Regions from separate parts of the Homo sapiens genome. Here region 2 is linked to region 1. A link is an interaction called in ENCODE POLR2A ChIA-PET data of the cell type or tissue named here. Cell type or tissue: GM12878. All regions are shown on one strand. Each heading gives the region's core, and the rest is flanking DNA. Links, peaks and the distances in the headings are about the cores only.

Evidence for each region. ChIA-PET counts read pairs that join two places held together with the same protein. Peaks named below come from ENCODE experiments on the same cell type or tissue, not always from the same donor. Only the 100,000 strongest peaks of a DNase experiment are listed, where the experiment ranks them.
Region 2: POLR2A ChIA-PET joins it to region 1 with 6 read pairs; 3 of 35 experiments call an interaction of 5 or more read pairs at or near these places.

What each region holds. Positions count from the first base shown.
Region 1 is chr3:61,852,907-61,856,906 of GRCh38, forward strand. All of the region lies in intron 2 of PTPRG (protein tyrosine phosphatase receptor type G), which reads left to right. Among named protein-coding and RNA genes, the nearest start is that of PTPRG, 290 kb to the left of the region's middle. In GM12878, for the core only: no CTCF peak of the experiment used is centred there; no DNase peak of the experiment used is centred there.
Region 2 is chr3:61,574,171-61,590,326 of GRCh38, forward strand. The region is part of intron 1 of PTPRG (protein tyrosine phosphatase receptor type G); the gene reads left to right. Among named protein-coding and RNA genes, the nearest start is that of PTPRG, 21 kb to the left of the region's middle. In GM12878, for the core only: no CTCF peak of the experiment used is centred there; a DNase peak (open chromatin) is centred at 7,320.

The sequences.
Region 1 (4,000 bases), core at 1-4,000:
TCTCAAAGACCTCACCTTTATGAGTAAAGTAGACATTGATTGCCACTGCCTACCTGACATCCATGTCCCTTCCTCTTTGCATCTGTTCATCTAAATTCCATTTATTGAATGATTTCTTTGTAACAGCTGTTGTGTTACATGCAGGGGATAGGATAGTGACCAAAGCATACAAACATGCTTGTCCTTGCGGAGCTTACGTTCTACTGTGGGAAACAGACAAAGAGTAAGAAGTATGTTGTATGATGATAAGTTCTAAATAGAAAACATTAAAGCAGGGAAGGGGGGTTTGAGAAAATGGAAATTTTAGAGAAGGTGTGTGCGAGGTTCAGAATGGCCCCCATAATCCCCACTTCCAGGTATTCACACCCTTTTTTAGTCTTGTTAAACAAAGAGAGCTGGTTTGTGTGATCAGTTGACGATGGCAGAGGTGACACTGTGTGACTTCTTAAGACCAGGCCGTAAAGGAATTGCGGCTTCTGCCTTTGGGCTTACTATTGATTGTTTCCTTTGGAACAAGCTCACTCCAATATCATTAGAACGCTGGGGAAGAACTGAGGCTCCACCAACAGCTGGTACCATTTTGCTGGCCATGTGATTGAACCACTTAGGAAATGGATCCTCCAGTCCATGTTAAGCCTCAGATAACTGCTGACCCAGCTGACATCTTGACTGCAATCTCATTTAGAAAACTTGTTTCAGAACTGCACAGCTAAGCCATTGCTACATTCCTGACCTATAGAGATGGTGACAGATAATAAATGTTTATTGATGTTCTAACTTAGTGAGTTTTGGGGGATTTAGTTACACAGCATATGACAACTAAGATGCAGAGTGCTAGGAAAGTCTTTACATAAAATATTCCTTTTGGGGAATTCACTGTGACCCCTTTGTTTTCTCCTCCAAGTTGATGTGTTCTGGGGTGAGCTGTTTTCCTTCTCTGGGCTCTAGGAATGGACACATGACCCAGGTCTGGTCATTTAGGTTGTTAAGATTGCTTTGATTGGATTGGAGATGAATATGTGGCCATGGCCATCTAATGAAAGTCTCCTGTGCTTTACTTCAAATGGCCACATCAAAGTCCTTCCTGTGCTGAGGCTTCTGTGCTTTTCAGAACATAAGCTCAGAGGAACCGGTGGCCATTCAAAAGAGAAAGGCCTGTTTGAGAGTGCAGCCAGCACTGGAATGCAGAACTGAGTTGACAGCAAGAGAATGAGATCTCTTGAGAGAACAGCAGCCCTGTGCTGCTAGAAGGTAGCAGTACTACACACATGCACAACAGATGTACCCCCTGAATAGTTACGTGAGACAATAACCTCCTTGCCCTTTGGTTTTCTTTTGTTTAGGCCACTTTGAGGTGGGATGGTTTCACTTTAAACCAGTGCCCTGAGTTTTCACCATAATTATAAAAACATTGAGCCTCGGTTTCTTATCTGTAAAATAGGTCTGATTTCACCTATTCTCATCTATAGGCTGTGAGAAATTAATAAGGGAAGACAGGTAAAGTACCTGGCAAAAAATTGATTCCTCTGTCTTCTCTATTTACTCTGTTTCTCCTTCCTGCAACTATGTACCCCATTTTGTTTGTTCTCCTAAGGTCTGTGCCTGTTCAGTGTGTACACATACATATTCATGGACATATGAATACATGCTTTTTAAAACGTGCACTATTAGGGAAACTGTACTGGTGCACTGTAATATACATGCAGCATTGTCAGTCTGCTGGCTTATCAAGCACTGTGCTAGTGGACTAGATATAGATGAGATACAGGAAGGTCTTTTCCCGTAAGAAGAGCAGTCTCATGTGAGTGGGCAATACTTACCTGAGGTTTAAACTAGGTATCAGGTAAGATTATAGCTATTTGAAGATCCACATATCCTAAAAACCTGTAATATGAGGGTCCTAGAGAAGGATAATGCTGACAGTGTGATAGAGAAGGTTCCGTTATATTGCTGGCTTATTAATAAAATTGCATATTACAATTTTGAATTTAAGATGCCAAATTCTATGTTTTAGCATTTTTTTCTTTGGTGCCTAAATCGCACATTTGCATTAATTTTTCTAGTAGAGGGAATGCCGCTGGTTTATAGTGGTATGAAGTATTTTTGGAGATGGCTGTGATTTAATTTCTTCTTATTTTCACTGCATCAGAAGGTGAACGCAGTTACTGAGTGGTTCTCTTGTTTGACAACAAGCCTTTCCCTTGCCTGTTTTGTTCCCAGCCTTGTACTTAGGTCCCTAAAAGTGTTACTAAGCTCTCTGGGATTGCAGCTGCTGACCTTAAGACATGAGCCACCTGTAAGGTAAAAGTAATAGTATAGAAAGCTTTCATAACTGGGCTCTTGTTCTAGATTAGCCGCCTTTCCTTTTCTTGTAGGAATTCTTCCTCAAGCAGTTCTCTCAGAACCATGGGTTTTGTAGTCATCTCATTGCAGATTGTACCTTCAGTGTTTTGTAATTAATCTCCTCTAGACTTTCATGGTGTAGAGAAAGATGTTCTCATACCCCTTCCAAAACAGCAGGATTCTTGCCCAAGTCTGGTGGTTTTCAAAGTGTGTTCTGGAATTCTGTGGTTGCTTGGAGTCTTCTAAAATTTTACTTTCTATATTTTGGTCTTCCATGTAAAACTTCAAAACTCAGTTTCAAGAAAAGCTTCTAAAATAGCTTTAAAATGTTCATGTTAAAGTAGACTTTATAGTCTTGTAATGTTTTACTAAGGGGTATAAAATAATATGAAAGGGTAGGCCTTTTTTTTTTTTTTTTTTTTAAAAGCAAAGCACTGATTTAATTATAGTAATTTCTTACTTTTATTTCTCTCTTAGTACTTCTCATACTCTTGGTTTACTGGTGCTTCAGGCCTCACATTAGGAAGCTTGCTGAGGTGTAAGCCTGAGGTAGTTGGAATGCTGTCTTGCTGGGGGGCTCTGGGACCTTGGAGGTTGGCATTAAACCAAGGAAGTGTGGAGCAACAGCCACTAGATGTCAAGGTGTTGTGGAATGGGGGAGTGGGTTTCCCTTGAATTAGGAAGAAACAGATATCTCTATATCCCTCTGGCCACATAACTTAAATTTTACTTCTTCCTATTTCCAGAAGAACTTTCCCTTCCTCCCATCATGTTTTCCTTATTGATTGGGAGGATGCTAGTGATATTGATGGGTGGGTGCTAGTGACAGTCAAGTGTGATGCCCTCAGTCTCTTGTACTTACGTAGAACATTAAGACTAAGGGTCTTTTAAATTGTAAAATACACATAACATAAAATTTACCATTTTAACCACAGTGTACCTCTCAGTGGCGCTTAGTATATTCGCAGTGTGATGCACCCATCACCATTATCTAGTTCCAGAACATTTTAATCACTCCAAGTGGAAGCCTCATACCCATTGAGCAGTCACTCCCCACTTCCCATTTCCCACCGCCCCGGCAACCACTGATCTACTTTCTAAGACCAAGAATTTTACAAGGTATTTTAGAAATTACAAAATTTATATTTTAAGCTCTAGCATAAGAACAAGCCAAAAGAAACAGTTACATGGAAACGAAGCCCACAGTTTGCACCATGATTTCATTCTTCTTTTCATCATTTCTGATTTGCCATCTCAACCTTGGTTCCAAAACATTTTGAAATATATCCTTCCATACTTTTTTTCTCATTGCATGCATACAAGTGTATTCCCGTATTTTGATTCATTTTCTGCACTGTTTATAAATATAGAACTATAGTGTACACATCCCTCTGCAACTAGCTTTTTCTGAACAGGTTTTGTTAACATGTCTCCAGGTCATTAACAAACAACTCTAACTTATTCACTCTGTAGCTGTGTAATATTTCATAAGGTGGCTGTTCCACAAATTACTCATTATGCTGCTCTTGGAGGCCCTTTGAAGAATTAGTAATTAATGCTTAGAAAGTCTTATGAGGAGGACTGGACAGGTAGAATTAGCCCATTTTGTATGTTGGGGCACTGAACCTCAGAGGGTAAACCATTTAAAGTCACATAA
Region 2 (16,156 bases), core at 5,267-9,266, 270 kb before region 1:
ATGAGGTATGCAGAGAGCAGCAGAGCTTGCCTCAGCTGACAGTAGAGCGCAAAAATGAATGCCATTGCCCAGTAATGGCTTTGTGCAGGTTGGACTAGGAGAAGGGCTTGCCTGAGCTGATCATTTTTGCTTGGTTGACAAGTACTAGTTGGTCACCAGATCTACTGCCCTTGATGAGACAGATGTTGGCTGGTGCATCATGGTGATTCTAATGTGCACAGGCAGAAGCTAAGTTTTCTAGAACACATTGCTAGTCAATGCCTGCCCTGTTTTATCCCTCTTCCCACCAGTTGTTTTCTCTTCTAAAACTAGTCATTTTCTCTTATTTACATGTGTGTAAAGGTTACGAGTGGAGGGTGCAGAAAATCTCTTGACAGTTTTAGGCACTAGCTTCTCATTTTCCCAGTCAGTCAATTTGGGCAGAAGCTGCTGAAATTATTTCATGTGATAGAGGTTTGCATGCTAGAGGTCTTAGTCCATTTTATGTTGCTGTAACATTATCTGAGACTGGGTAGTTTATAAAGAAAAGAGGTTTATTTAGCTTACAGTTTTACAGGCTGGGAAGTTCGAGGGCACGGCCCTGGTGTCTGGTGAGGGCTTTTGTGCTGCATCATAACATGGTGGAGAAGGTGGAAGGGGAAGTGGACATGTGCAAAGAGAGGCAAAACCCAAGTGATGCCCTGGCTTCGTAACAACCCCGCTCAAGGGAACTAATCCATTCCCACGAGAAGTGACTCGGGCTTGCCAGAATGAGAACTCAGTCACTGCCTCGAGAATGGCACCAAGCCATTCGTGAGGGACCCACCCTCATGACTCAGACAACTTCCACTAGGCTCCACTTCCCAGCACCACCATGTTGAGGATCAAATTTCAACAAGATTTGGTGAGGACAGACCGAAACCATAGCAGCGCATAACTTTAGCGTTAGAGTTCTTTCTGAACATATTTTAGGATGTGGTTTTTAGAAGAACACGTCAGTTGCTAGTGAAGTTTCTTAACTGAAATGAGGGAGTTGCTGGTTCTTGAAATTTCTGCTGCTCCTTATGATGCGAAGTGGAGGTAAAATTGATTTCTGGGGAGTCTAGGGGAAATGTAAGCACTCTGACCACATAAACAAAGGATTTTGTGAAAATAAATCTTATATGCCTTGGAACCTTTAAATGGGGTTGAGGGAATGAGACTTGAAGACAAGTGGATTCTGATGAAAGAGGCCAGTGGCAAATGTGTATTTAAAAAAAAATGCATTTTTTTGCAGGTACCAGAGTGAATCCTAGCTTTGTCCTTTGCTAACTTTGGCCAGTTACTTAACTTTATTGGTTTTCTTACCTTTAAAATGGGGATAATGAGAATTTCAACCTTCTTGAGTCCTTGTGAATATTAAATGAGATGTGTGTGCAAAGCACCAGAAAAGCATTAGGCACACAGAACTTTTTTTTTTTTTTTTTTTTTGAGATGGAGTCTCGCTTTGTCACCCAGACTGTTCAGTGGCGCACTTTCGGCTCGCTGAAACCTCTGCCTCCCGGGTTCAAGCAGTTCTCCCTGCCTCAGCCTCCTGAGTAGCTGGAATTACAGGCGCATGCCACCACGCCCGGCTAATTTTTATATTTTACATAGAGATGAGGTTTCACCATGTTGGCACCATGTTGGCCAGGCTGGTCTCGAACTCCTGAACTCAGGTGATGTGCCTTCATCGGCCTTCCAAAGTGCTGGAGCTGATATTATAGACATGAGCCACTGTGCCCGGCTGGCACACAAAATTTTATAAATGGTACCTGTTTTTAATAGCCAGTGTTTAAGATTCATGAAACAAAAGTGTGCCTAAACACGCTCTCAACGAATGCTATGCCACTGTTGTGAAGACATGGGAGAGAGCTGGAGCTGTGACAGCAGAGATCCCACAGCGAATAAAGTGGCAGAACCAGAATCTGAACTGGCTTTTGGCTGTTGTCATGCTTTCTTCTGTGCAGAGCAGGAGTGTGATGAATTAAGGCTCACAGGGCTACCAGGAAGAGGTTTTTTGTTTGTTTGTTTGTTTTTTTGACAGAGGTTTAGCAAAGATGGCTTTTAGGATTTAATTTGTCCTATATCTCCCACCTTGAAGAAAAAGGTTCATAGCTACTCTTCATATTCTCATTGCTGAAATTATCAGCACGAGTAGGGTACACATGCCTTGCTGTATATCTTTGTGTTAATATGGGGCCAGTCACACCCCCTAGGTGCATATAAACAGGGACATTCAGTGAAAGTGAACAGCATATGTCTTCTTCCTGTCCCTGTGTGTTATTTTGCAGTTTTTCTACAGAGGAATTGGAGGTTGGCATTTGAGCCAATGGTCCCCATTCCCATAGCTGTGGTAGATGTTGCTAATTGATCACAGAGCTTTTTGCTACTGAAGCCTGAACGAGGTCTTAGAATCATTTTCAATAGTTGGTCTGGGAGAGGACTTTTGTGCCATCTCTGTGCCTATAATAAGGCAGATTAACCAACCTTCGAAAATAGCATGAGAAAGAGAGGTGTATCCAAGTGGCTACTGTATTCTTGGAAATAGGTGTGCTGCTACATGGGCAATTTTTAAGGTTTGCTTGTCCATAAAATTGATTTGAACTTATATTTGACTCACATTTGTTTATTCAGAAAAAAAAATCCAGTCTCTTGATGGTGGTTACATCATATTTTAATTGGTAAGATCCACTAATGGAGGTATAGGGATCTAAATTCACTTGCTTATTTTTCCTTCAAAGCCCAGGGGTTTTGCATCAGATTATGGCGCTTGTAGGAGTGTTTATATTCCGAAGTGACACCTTTCTGAATTCTTAGCTATTTAAGTAAGTGTTAAGAATGGGCTTGGTGACAGCAGTTTTTAAAACTGTGATTGACTTATTGGATCTTTTCCCTCTGTTGTTTATACCTGACAGAGTATCTTATGTTTGTTCTGAATAAGTTGATTGTTACCTTTAGGGTAGCTTGTTTCTCAAAATTTGAGTGGTCCTCTGATCAGTGTTATTTTTGATAAGGAAATTGAAGAGTAGGCATGAAAGGTGAAAGGAATTCATTTGCAAAGCTGACATCAGATAAATTTTAGGTGCTTGGTAACATACCAAGTACTCGGATGACATCAGGTAATCCCGTATTTGTTTCCTGTATATGAGTTTTTCCACCTCAAGATTCCTTTTGATGTTGAGCCTTTGCTTAATGAATGTGAAATGTCTATAGAGCTCTCTGTTCAATATGGTAGCCACCAGCCACCTGTGGCTAGTAAACACTTCAAGTATGGCATGTCTAAATTGAGATGTGCTTCAAGTGTAAAATATACACCAGATTTCAAAGACAAATGAAAAAAGAATGTGAAATATCTCATTAAAACTTTTCATTGACTGCCTATTAAAATGATATTTTAGATATATTAAGTAGAAAATGCCATTGAAATTACTGTCACTTGTTTCCTTTTACTGTTTCATGTGACTACCATAAAATTTTAAATTACACATGTGGCTCGCATTTGTAGCTCGCATTGTATTTTTATCGGACGGCACTGGTCTAGAGAGCTCTTTCCAACCTTTTCTCACCTTCCAGAAGAGCATTTCACAGCTGTAATCCCCTGTGTGACATTGATTACCTGTTTTCTCTTCCCTACCCCTTCAAAATGTAGGGCTAAGAGAAACTCTTGTAATTGATGGAGAAGGTTGTCTCCTAGAAGATACTGCCTCTGGGATATTCCGGGTATGTTAGGATAGCAGGTTAGGGTCATTTAGCTTTGTGTGCCTGTTTACCCATCTGTGAAATGGGTTTAACAGTCCCTGCTCTGTGAGGTTGTTGGAGGAGTAAATGAGGTAAACCATGTAAGGCATTTGGCACAGGCCTTGGCATCTAGGGAGCACTTGAAAATAAAAGCCGTTGTTATTATTTTACCAGCTCATGAGTAGACATTTAGCAGAGTTCCTGGCATTGATTTCTCCCTCTCCTAGTTCCTGTTGGTGCTACATCGTGGGACCTGTGTGGGTTGCAGACTGGTCCCTGCTACCTAGAAAATCCAGGAACAACATCTCGCTTGAGCTCCTGCTCAGCAATTTGAAAGGTAGAAGGGAACTTGGAGATTTTCAGAGATTGCACACGGCCTGCGGAAGCTTCTTGACAGACTGATATAATCCATTGCAGCAATCAGCCCCTGGTGCCTGATGAAAGAGCTTTATAATTTCATGTATTTCATGAATAGCCAAGCTCATTTAGGATCCAAGCTGTGGACTCCAGGGTATTACCAGTGGTCCAGGCTTTAATACAGCTGTGGATTTATTTGACCAGTTGGATTGGGTGGTGGTCTCTGCATCTGAGTAGTGTAGAGACATCCAAAATCCCCTCTTGGGATGTTTGGTTCCTTTCTCCAACAGAATGCTAAAATGGGTGGCTTTTCCAAGTAAGGTGAATATTCTCTACTCTCCAGCCTGCTACTTAATTTGGAAATTAAAATGTGGAGAATGTGAGAGGCAGACAGGACATACCCATCTGAGAAAACAGTTAGGTCTGCCCAGAAGGGCTTCTAGCTTGGATCCCATTGAGTCCATGTGCATCCACAGGCCAAGGAAATGGGCAGTGGTGGCTAATGGCTAGGGAGGGATGCAAAGGCACAGCTGGGAAAACCCCATCCCTGTTTAATTGTTTTTGAGGTTCCCCCGATGGAAATACTTCCTTCCCAGGGAATGTTTGGCAGGGTGGACACATGCCCTTTGTTTGGTGCAGGTGATAAGAATCTGGGTTTCAGTGGTAAGTTCTTTTACGAGGGATAAACAAGGATGTTAAAGTCTTGCAGTTAGTGTGTTGAAGGGGCGCTGGAGGATCCTCAGGCCCCATCTCGAGCCTTGGAAACTCAGGGGAGGGCTTCTGAGAGCAGCCTGTGAGTGTCCACATGGGAGTGGGAACAAAAAGAGTTCCCTGAGGACTAGCTAATACCCTCCAGCAGAGCCAGACTTCAGAGTGACTCTGAAAGAGACTAGTCCTTCAGACCTTTCTGTTCACACGGAACTTTGGCCAAGTTATCTCTTGCTACGTTATCAAGGCAAACCCTTTCTAGGGAGTGCTGTGATCACCTGCATCTGCCTCTAGCGACAGCTCCCTCTCCCCGTGTCCCTTCATGGGGTCTGGGAGTTTTACTCTTGTGTAGTATTTTCCACTGAAAGCCCCAAGGGAAGAACATCTCCTTCACCAGGGGTGAGGGAGGGCATCCTGAAATTCTGCTGCTATTCCGACACGTGTTTTTTACAATGTGGCTAACACAAACCATTTTTTGAGCACCTACTGTGAGCATGAGCTGGTAAAATAAAATAACTTCATCTTAGGGGCTGGACACACTTTATCTGTAATTCATCCTTGCATTTTCCAGGTGTAAAAGTTGAGGTTTTGCTAAGTTAAGAAATTTGCCCTGTATCACGTAACTTGGAAAGCGGCGAAAGCCAGGCTTCTGACTCCAAAGCCAGTGCTCTTCTTTCTAACAGTGTGGTGTTTCTGTTCATACATGGATACCATCTACGCGCAGCTTGTGAATTGCACTTATTGGATTGAATTTTGGGTACTTTAAGAGCTGAGTTCTGAAAAGGAGAAAGGCCAGGTGAGCGAGGACAGAAGGCTAACTTAGACTGATATCTTCATTTTCTGGCACTTGGCCACTGTAGGGATACATGGAGTAGGGTGAAGTCTTTGTATACACAGCTGACCCTCGAACAACATGGGTTTGAACTGTGTGGGTCCACTTATACATGGATTTTTTCTTCAATAAATGTCTTAGAAGATTTTTTGGAGATTTGTGACAATTTTTAAAAAATCACACATCAACCATGTAGCTGAGAAATATTGAAAAAAATAAAAAATATGTCATAAATGCATAAGATGCATGTAGATACTAGTCTGTTAATGTGTTAACTGATGGTTTATGTTATTAGTAAGGCTTGTGGTCAACAGTAGGCTATTAGTAAAGCTCCTGGGGAGTCCAGAGTTGTACTCTGAGCCAGGCACGGTGGAACCTGTAATCCCAGCTACTCTGGAGGCTGAGGCAGGAGGATTGTCGGAGCCCAGGAGTTTGCAGCCAGTCTGGGCAACATGGCGAGACCCTATCTCAAACAAACAAAATTAAAAAACAAACAACAGTTATACTCAGATTTTCGACCGTGCAGGAGTCAATACCCTTAACCCTTGAGTCGTTCAAGGGTCAACTCTATTCTGATTTTTTTTTTTTTTTTTTGAGACGGAGTCTTGCTCTGTCTCCAGGCTGGAATGTAGTGGCGTGATCTCAGCTCACTGCAACCTCTGCCTCCCAGGTTCAAGAGATTCTCCTGCCTCAGCTAATTTTTGTATTTTTAGTAGAGACGGCGTTTCACCATGTGGGCCAGGATGGTGTCCATCTCTTGACCTTGTGATGTGCCCGCCTCAGCCTCCTAAAGTGCTGGGATTATAGGCGTGAGCCAATGCGCCCGGCCATCTGATTTATGGTTGATAAAATACTATAATGTATTTTAAACTTAGTAAGTGTTACATATGTTAATAAAAGTAAGGGAAAAAAACCTAACTGGGTAAGTGTGTTTTATTCCTGTGGCTAAGAATAAAATAAAAGGACTTAACGATTATTATTTTCTTTTGGCTGCAGAAACCCTTCAGTAGATCTTCTTAAGTTACCTTGGGTAACAGGATATAATTATACCCTTGGTCTGCAGAGGGCATGTTAGCAAGGTACTGTGTGATTTGTACTGGTTTCTGGAGGTTTTGGAGTAGTTACAGGGAAGTAATGTCTTGATGGAGAGAAAATATTTGTGTTTCCCTCATTGGCATGTTAGTCCTAGAGCATAGCAGACATGCCTTCTTGCTTTCTGACTTTTCAAAGCCTGGGCTTGGTCCATTCTGATGTTTTTCTCAATGGTATTTTTTTGTACCCATCTATAGCCAAGGAAGCAGCCATGTAGCCAGGGATGAATTTTAAACTTCTCTGGAGGTGGATACTCCTTGAATAATGAATCCCATCTCACTGTGCTCTCAGTTAGTTCTAGCCTGGAGGAGGCGTTGTAAATCTAGTCGTTAATTCCCCCAGAGAAAGTTGCCAGGGTTTGTTTTTGTCTTTCTTTCATGCCACACCTGTTAATTAGTTCCAGACACTAGCTAATCAGACTCAAGTGTAAAAGCTCTGGGGTAAGAAGGAAGGTCAAATCAGCGGTCTTTCTCCACACACAACAGAAGCCCTGGTTTTAGTAGCAAGGTTTCATGGCATCCTTTTCCCCACCTTAGTTCCCTGACTCTGCATTTGATTCATTTCTGAGTGCAGGCTGTGCGTAGCTCTGGGGCTTTTTGTCTTCTGTGGTGTTAGGTTTGTGCTTCTCAGTTTTAGAGCGTGTGGCCACGAGAATGTGAGAGGGGGAGCAGGGCAGAGTTAATGAGAGAACCCATGGTTGCTTCTTTTTTTCTTTTTTTTTTTTTTTTTTATGAGACAGTCTCGCTCTGTCCCCCAGGCTGGAGCGCAGTGGCACAATCTCGGCTCCCTGCAACCTCTGCTTCCCAGGTTCAAGTGATTCTCATGCCTCAGTCTCCCAAGTAGCTGGAATTAGAGGCACGCGCCACCACGCCCAGCTAATTTTTATATTTTTAGTAGAGACAGGATTCCACCACGTTGGCCAGGCTGGTCTCGAACTCCTGACCTTAAGTGATCTGCTCACCTCAGCCTCCCAAAATGCTGGGATTACAGGTATGAGCCTGTACCTGGCATATAGGTCCTTCTTTATCTTGGCATGTACTGTACTCTTATTTTATTTTGTTTTGTTTTATTTTTATTTTTATTTTTTTGAGACAGAGTCTTGCTCTAACACCCAGGCTGGAGTGCAGTGGCGTGATCTCCCCTCATTGCAACCTCCCCCTACTGGGCTCAAGCCATCCTCCCATCTCAGCCTCCCGCATAACTGGTACTACAGACGTGTACCACCATGCCCGGCTGATTTCTGTATTTTTTGTAGAGACAGGGTTTTGCCATGTTGCCCAGGCCGGTCTCAAACTCCTGGTCTCAAGTGATCCACTCGCCTTGGCCTCTCAAAGTGCTGGGATTACAGGGTGTGAGCCACTGCACCTGGCCCTTATTTTGTTTTATTTATTAATTTTTTGGTGCTGGGAATGCTGAGTATATCATATATTCATACATGTCATTATATCTAAATGATAAAAATCACAAGAGTAGCAACCACATGTAGCCAAAGTGGAAAGCTGTCCAGTACATTCTTTTTCGTCCTGGCACAACTCTGAGATTGATGCTGTTTCTCTAGGGGGGAATGGGGACAGCATGAGATAGAACAATTTATCCGAAGTGGCGAGTGCAGCCAGGACGTAGCCTGATAGGAACCCAGAAGCCTTTGCCTATGTTTGATAAGAGTGGAATTCATGTTAACTTTAACCATGTATTCTGTGTTTGTTGGGATGCTGTGAAGGGAAGGATGACCAGGCTCACTCTTGGGTCCAGCTGTTGACTTCTGGACCTTCCTGTTTCCAGGCTGTAGATACAGAAATGAATGCCTGAGATGTCCAGTGGGACGTTATGATTTTTAACTATTAGGGAGTTTCCTCTTGTACATTATTGCAAGGAAGATAATGGATTCAAGTCAACTGTTAGTGGAAACGCCATGTGTTAGCACTTTGCTTCGGGTTTTGGGGGTTCAAAAAATGTGTGCAAAAAGTCCCTAAAGCAATGTGTTGCAGTGTAAGACTGAAGCTAATAACATGCTGAAATACTGATTCAGATCCCAAGTGTTCAGGAGCGATAGAATAATGAGATAAGATACCTTCCTACGGGTATCCTGGCTGGTATTTTATGTACACAATGAAGTGAACACAAAGTGAACAGAGGCAATAATGAGCATACGGTGGTTGACCATGAGGCAAATGGGCTTATTCCTAGAGATGAATCATGCATGTCTGGGACTTGGACCCATATCTGCCTTGTATCTTAGGTGCTTCCTCATGGTATAAAGCCATTAGTGACTGCTAGCTGGCAGATGGGCCCTGCAGAGATTTGAGAGGCTTGGGAGCCAATGTTGATACGCATGGGAGCCAATGCTGGATGCATTGACTGGCCCCTGAACGCAAGGCTGAGGCATTGTCCATGGAGACTGAGCACAGGGAAGGGCTCAGTGGCTTCCTTACAGTGGTCTTGTAAACTATAGTGTCTCTGTGCTTGCTGGTCATGGACTAGCTTTGTGTCCTCAGGCCCCAGTACATCTATAAGATGGGATGATGATCCCTGTCTCATAGAGCTGATGGAAGAATTGGATGCGGATGTAAGTAAAGCACTGGTCCCTAGCAAACACATGATTATTGTTGTTTTTATTGTACTGCTATTATTTTTGCCTGCCTAGCATCTCTTTTAACATTCTTTGCTAATAGGACCTTTGCTACTCTTTGGGTATTGATCTCCTCTCCTCTCTGTGTTCTTGATGGGATCATCTGCTGATTAAGGAGCTCTGTCCACACCTTTTTGAGGGTGGTAAAAAACTCAGGCTGGGCTCGATACACCTTTTCTCCCTAGAATTGGCATCTTGAGCCACGTGACATGAAGACATCCTCATCTTTCTCAATTCCTGCTCCCTGAAGCTCAGAGCCACTCTGATCCTTGCCCTTTCAAAGCTGGATTGTTTGGTTCTTGGTTGGTGTCTCTGAGATGTCCAAGGTTCTCTCAATACATTCTTTTAATGCCTACGTTAACCAAGGGTTGATTTGGGTCATTTTCAATCAAAGGGCACCAATATCAGCTGGAAGTACACAGAAGGATAGATAACTAGATGTGTTGAGAAGGACAGGAACCTTCTCCCCTGCCTGCCAAAAATAATCCTTTAATAGTGGTTTCATTTCTTTGTTTGGTTTTTCGAGTTCATTCATTTTGAGCTTTTTATCTTCGGGAATCTGAGGACTTTTATTTTGGTGCTAGGGACAGCCTCTCTGGAGGAGACATGCTGATAACACTTAGCCTTAACTGCTTCTCTTGATTTTATTTGTAAATTAGAATCCTAAGGATCTGTAAGGAAATGAGTAAAACTTAATTGTACAACATTTAGAGCCTGAATTAAAAATAATAATAAAAAGAGTCTATAATGGTAAGAGGCCCTGGAGGATGAGATGAATGCTGAGCTGTGTGTCTGGGCATGTATTTTGTCCACACCTAATCCTTTCTGTCATGTTTTAACTACTCCTTAGAGTGGAGGTCAGCAGTGTCTGATTACCTCCAGAGTTCCTCTCTCTTATCGTATCTTGTCCCTCGCTCCATTTCCTTTTCTGGCATTATTGGACAGCAAGTGTTACAACTTAAAATCAATACGAAGCAATTTCATTTGTTTATAACTATGAAGATGAGCGCTTCCAGCAGAGCACTGTACTTTCAAGTAAAGTTTAGGTTTTTTTTTTTTTTTCTACTTTTTCTGTCTGGTGCCCAAAATGCATTAATTTTTCATTGTACGAGTTTGCTTATGTTATCCCGCTTTGATCTAAGGCCTTGTTACCATCATCATCTCTTTAAAACTGGGATTGTTGGCATCTGAATCATTTTTGTGTTTTGTAGGTCCTTAGTAATCACAGCTCCATTGAGTTTGTCCAGCCCTCACACGGAATCTTATTAAAAATGCAGCATCTCTGCCTGCCCCAGACCAATGGAATCAGAATTTGTGTTTCAGCAAGATCGCCAGGTGACTTGGTACATGTTGGAGTTTGAAGACTGCTCTGTGTTTGAATGGGATGTCATTCTAATCTCCACGTTTCTTCATAAATTTTTCACTAATTATTGAAGTATAGCAAATGTTCGTTACAGAAAATAGGGGAATTCAGCTGGGTGTGGTGGTTCACGCCTGTAATCCCAGCACTTTGGGAGGCTGAGGTGGGCAGATTGCTTGAGCTCAGGAGTTCCAGACCAGCCTGGCCAACATGGCAAAACCCCATCTGTATTAAAAATACAAAAATTAGCCTGGTCTGATGTCTGGCACCTGTAGTCCCAGCTACTTGGGAGGCTGAGGCAGGAGGATCACTTGAACCTGGGAGGCAGAGGTAGCAGTGAGCCAAGATTGCGCCACTGCACTCCAGCCTGGGCAACAGAGGGAGACCCTGTCTCAAAAAAAAAAAAAAAAAAGAAAAAGGAAGAAAAGAAAATAGGGGAATAATTCATATAGGTACGTGGAGGAAAATGGCAATCTTCTGTAAATCATCTGTAACCTCAACACGCAGTCTTATGACTTGCCATTTGGTACTATAGCCATTGGGTGGGTTGTTGATTCATTCTAAAAAACAATATTAGAGGCTGGTGTGGTGGCTCCCACCTAAATCCCAGCACTTTGGGAGGCTGAGGAGGGCGGATTGCTTGAGCTCAGGTGTTGGACACCAGCCTGGGCAACATGGCAAAACCCTGTCTCTACAAAAAAAGTACAAAAATTAGCCAGGTGTGGTTCCGTGTGCCTATAGTCCCAGCTACTTGGGAGGCTGAGGTGGGAGGATGGCTTCAGCCCAGGAGGCAAAGGTTGCAGGGAGCTGAGATGGTGCCACCACACTCCAGCCTGGGCAACAGAGCCAGACCGTGTCTCAAAAGAAAACAATATTAGGACAATATTGCAAATATTAAAACATCTTTTATTCAGCATGCAGTTTGATTCTTAGGAGATGAATGATGAAGATCCAAGTTCTGTTTTGGTCAGTGGCACAAAATTCTTGAAGAAACCTTCTTTTCTCTCAAACCTGTTTCATTTGTTGGGGACCTACTGTGTGCCAGGTGCTGCTGCCTACCTTGGGGAACCGTCTAGTTGGTAATCACAGTGGAATATGAAAAGACACTGATTGGGCTATTGGATTATAACATGAATTTTTAGTGAAGCCTCTGGACGGTTGAGACAAAGGAAATTATTAATGCATTTTGTTTTCTGCTTTTTCTTTTTTATTTTTTGCCTTGTTTTGCTAGTATGGATTTTGATTTAATTGCTACTTTAATTGCTTTCATTGGGTGATAGATTCCTCTGATTGAGTAGACCTTTTCCATCCCCAAATATCTAGGAGTTGAAACTTAAGGTCAGGAAGGACAAGTTCTTCAGTGGGAAATAAAAAAAAAAAAGGTGGTTGTCTTGGCAGCGGAAGCTTGCTAATTACACTGCCAGTTGTAGTATCTATTTATGATGGAGGCACTGGGGACCCAATTAGCAGGTCATTTTCATGTAAAAGTTTGGGATTGGACTCTCGTGTATGAAGATGATATGGCAACCAGTGAGCACCTTCCCAGTGCAGGGGAATTGAAGGTGGTTTTAGATCTCATTGCCTTGGATCTCCACAGGTCACTGATAGGAAACTAAAGCTTGACTGTTCCTTCTGTTCGTTTGCACCACCAGTTTCTAAAGTTATCTTGTCTGCAGGGCCAACATTACTGAAAAGTTGCTACTTTTGAGAGCCTGACTTCCTGGGAAGGAACTGGTCATAGTGATGAGACCAATAGGGTTGTGAGAATTTGCAAACTGGAAACATAGGGATGGGAAAGGCAGTGGGACCAGGAGGGCATTGACACATCCCTTCGGTCTGGATGTCCCATTTGTTTCGGGGCTGCCTCCCAGAAACAATCTACTTGGCTTCTTTGACTAACATTGATTTGGAAATGCTAGAGCATCATCAGACAGACTGGGCTACCGTGTTCTCTCCCTGTTTATTCCTTATCATTTGTAGACCTCGTGTTACCCAGGTATTTCTGTGCCCAGATATATGTGTCTGCTTCCAGCTCTCTGCCCACATGTAGGACACAGAGCAGGTGTGACTCACCTGGTGGATGCCAAGAACAGGGGAGTCTGTGATGGCCCATTGCAGGGGCCACTGTTACGGGGGATGGGGGTAGTGTTCTGACTCCTTTTTATGTTACTCACAGCAGAAATTAAGGGCCTATGGTGACAGTATACACAGTCTTGATGTTAGTTTATTTGTAGCACTGATGGCAAATATCTCCCTACATTATTGTGTAAAATAGAAATGTAGAAAGCAAACAGGCATGCTGTGTATAAAGGGCTTTTAACAGGGAACTTGTAGCTATCACTTATAATTTGTCCTTAAATTGTTAAATTTTGAAATAATTTCAGATTTCTAGAAAACTTACAAAATTGTACAAAGGATTTCTGTGTCCCCTTCTCAGGTTCTCCAAATGTTAAGTTGATCACATTTGTTTTTTCTCTCTATGCACATACACTCTTTCTGTCAGACTCATTTTCTCTCAAACACACACTTTTTTTTTTCTGAGCAGTTTAAGTTGCAGCCGTGATGTTTCTTTACCTTTAAAGACTTGAAGATGTGTTTCCTCAAAACAGGGACTTTCTCTTGCTTAAGTATAATACAGTCATCAACATCAGAAAACCAACTCAGATACATTCTGTTATGTAATTACAGACCTTATTCAAATTTAGTTAATTATCCCACTAATGTCTTTTATTTAATAGGAAACAATAAAGTTTTTCATTTTATCTTATTTTATTTTATTATTTTTTTTAAGACAGGGTCTTACTTTGTCATCCAGGCTGGAGTCCAGTGGCACAATCATAGCTCACTGCAGCCTCAACCACCTGGGCTCAAGCAATCCTCCCACCTCAGCCTCTTGAGTAGCCAGGACTACAGGTGCACACCACCATGTCCAGCTAGTTTTTAAAATTTATATTTGTAGAGGTGGCCTTACTGTGTTGCCCAGGCTGGTCTCAGACTCCTGGGCTTAAGTGATCCTTCCATCTTGGCCTCACAAAGTGTTGGAATTCCAGGCATGAGCCACTGCAGCTGTCCCATTTTTTTTTTTTAAACTTTTTTTCTGGTCCAGGATCCAAATCCATGATCACCGTGTTACATTGGGTTGTCTTGTCGCTTTAAAAAGTCTTCTTAAATTAGGAACTTTCTCTTTCATGACCCTGCCCCTTCAAGAGTACAGACCACTTAATTTTGTAGACTCTCCCTCACTTTGGATTTGTGTGATGCTTCCTGTGGTTAGATTCAGGTTATTATTTGCTTTTTATTACAGTTATGCGTCCTGTTTCTGAAAGGAGGCATGGAGAGCTCGTTTCAACTCTTTTTGATCTGGTACTCTTACTGCAGGGAGAAAGTTTTGAACATATACCCCTATTATACATACTTTCCTAAATTACAGTTGTACTCTTATACTGATGTTATATCTATCATAAAACATTCCAGAAATACAAAATTTAAGGATAATTTTTTTTTTTTTATCTTGAGACAGAGTCTTGCCCTGTTGCCCAGGCCGGAGTGATGTTGGCTCACTGCAACCTCCACCTCTTGAGTTCAGGCAATTCTCATGCCTCAGCCTCTGGAGCAGTGATGTGATGTTGGCTCACTGCAACCTCCACCTCCTGAGTTCAGGCAATTCTCATGCCTCAGCCTCTGGAGCAGCTGGGACTACAGGCCTGCACCACCACTCCCTGCTAATTTTTTGTATTGTAGTAGAGACAAGGTTTCACCATGTTGTCCAGGCTGGTCTCAGACTCCTGAGCGCAGATAGTCCGCCTGCCTTGACCTCCCAAAGTGCTGGGATTACAGGAATGAGCCGCCGCGCCCGGCCCTAGGAGGGATAAATATTCATTAACATTCATATATATGAAAAAAATATATACACACACATACTCATATATGCATCCGTGTATATGTATGCATAGATGCTCTGTTGTTTTCTTCAAGTAGCACAGTGCTGGAGACTTCTGCAACAAACAGCAGTTGTAGTCACCTCTCTACAGGGAGGAAGAATTCATAGCATGCTAAGTTGGGATTTATTGATCTCTCCATAGCTTATAGGATTTCCTGTAAAACAGGGGTCAGCAAATCATAGCCTGGGACCACCCAGTCTGGCCCACTGCCTATTCTGTACAGCTAGCAAGCTAAGAATATTTTGCTACATTTTTAATTGTTGAAAATAATTAAAAATAATATTATTTTGAGACGGACATAATTATATGACTTTCAAATTTCAGGTCCATAAGTAAAGTTTTCTTGAAATACCCATGCCCATATTTTATTGAAATAGCCGTATCTGTTTTTTTATGAACAGCACCACAATGGAAGAATGCTGTGTAGCCTGCATGCCTAAAATATTTATTATATGGCCTGTTACAGAAAAAGGCTGCCAACTCTTACTCTAATACCATCTCATTAAGGAAACTATCACTTGTTGAATGATATGTTCCAGGTCCTGAACTTAGCACTTTGCATATATTAATTTAATCTTTGCCCCAAACCCATGAGATACAAGGGTCTTCTCAGATATCTGCTTCTAAGATACTGTCTCTGCCATAGAAGTGAGAAAACTTTGAGGCTCACAGAAAAATTTCCCCCAGTTACACAACTGGCCAGTGGCAGGGCTAGGATTTGAAAGCAGTTCTTTTCCATTTTGGTTGTTGGTGACTCAAAGTCATTCTGAACTTTCAGAATTCAGGTGGTTGATGGGGTGGGGTGGGGGTGTCAGTATGCGTAGCTCAGGCCACTAGACTGGTCTGCGTGTCAGGATGGCCTTGTCCGTTGCTGTATGCTTAGCACATGGGGACACGTGGCAGCTGCTTAGTGAAGAGTTGTCGGGTGGATGGATGAGTGGATGGGTAGATGGGTGGATGGATAGGTGGATAGTGGACAGCTGGATGGATGGATAGATGATGCCTAAACTCAGCATGGAAAATGAAAGTCGAATATGGATGTGTAGTCAGGGTCAGTTACTAGACTAGATTTATAGAAAACAGCCACTCACATTTGGCTAGAGCAAGAGACCCACAGTTTAGGGAATCTGTGGTGAGAAGTTGAGGAGTTAGGCCAGAGATGATGCTAGGAGCCAGAGGGTTTCAGACTGATGCTTTCCGAGACACGTGGTAAGTGGTGACTCAGGATGACACAGCTCTTTGGAAATGCCTAGAGCTTGTGTCCGTGTACCATTGGGCACAATCCTTCTCAGGATGGCATCATCTTCTATTTCAGAATGAGATGGATGGGCCAGGAGCATGGCAGCATCTACTCCTGGAGTAGGCATTGTTGGCATTTATTTTTTTCTTTAATCAAAAAAAAAAAAAAAATAGGCTGGGTGCGGTGGCTCACGCCTGTAATCCCAGCACTTTGGGAGGCTGAGGTGGGCGGATCACTTGAGGTCAGGAGTTCAAGACGA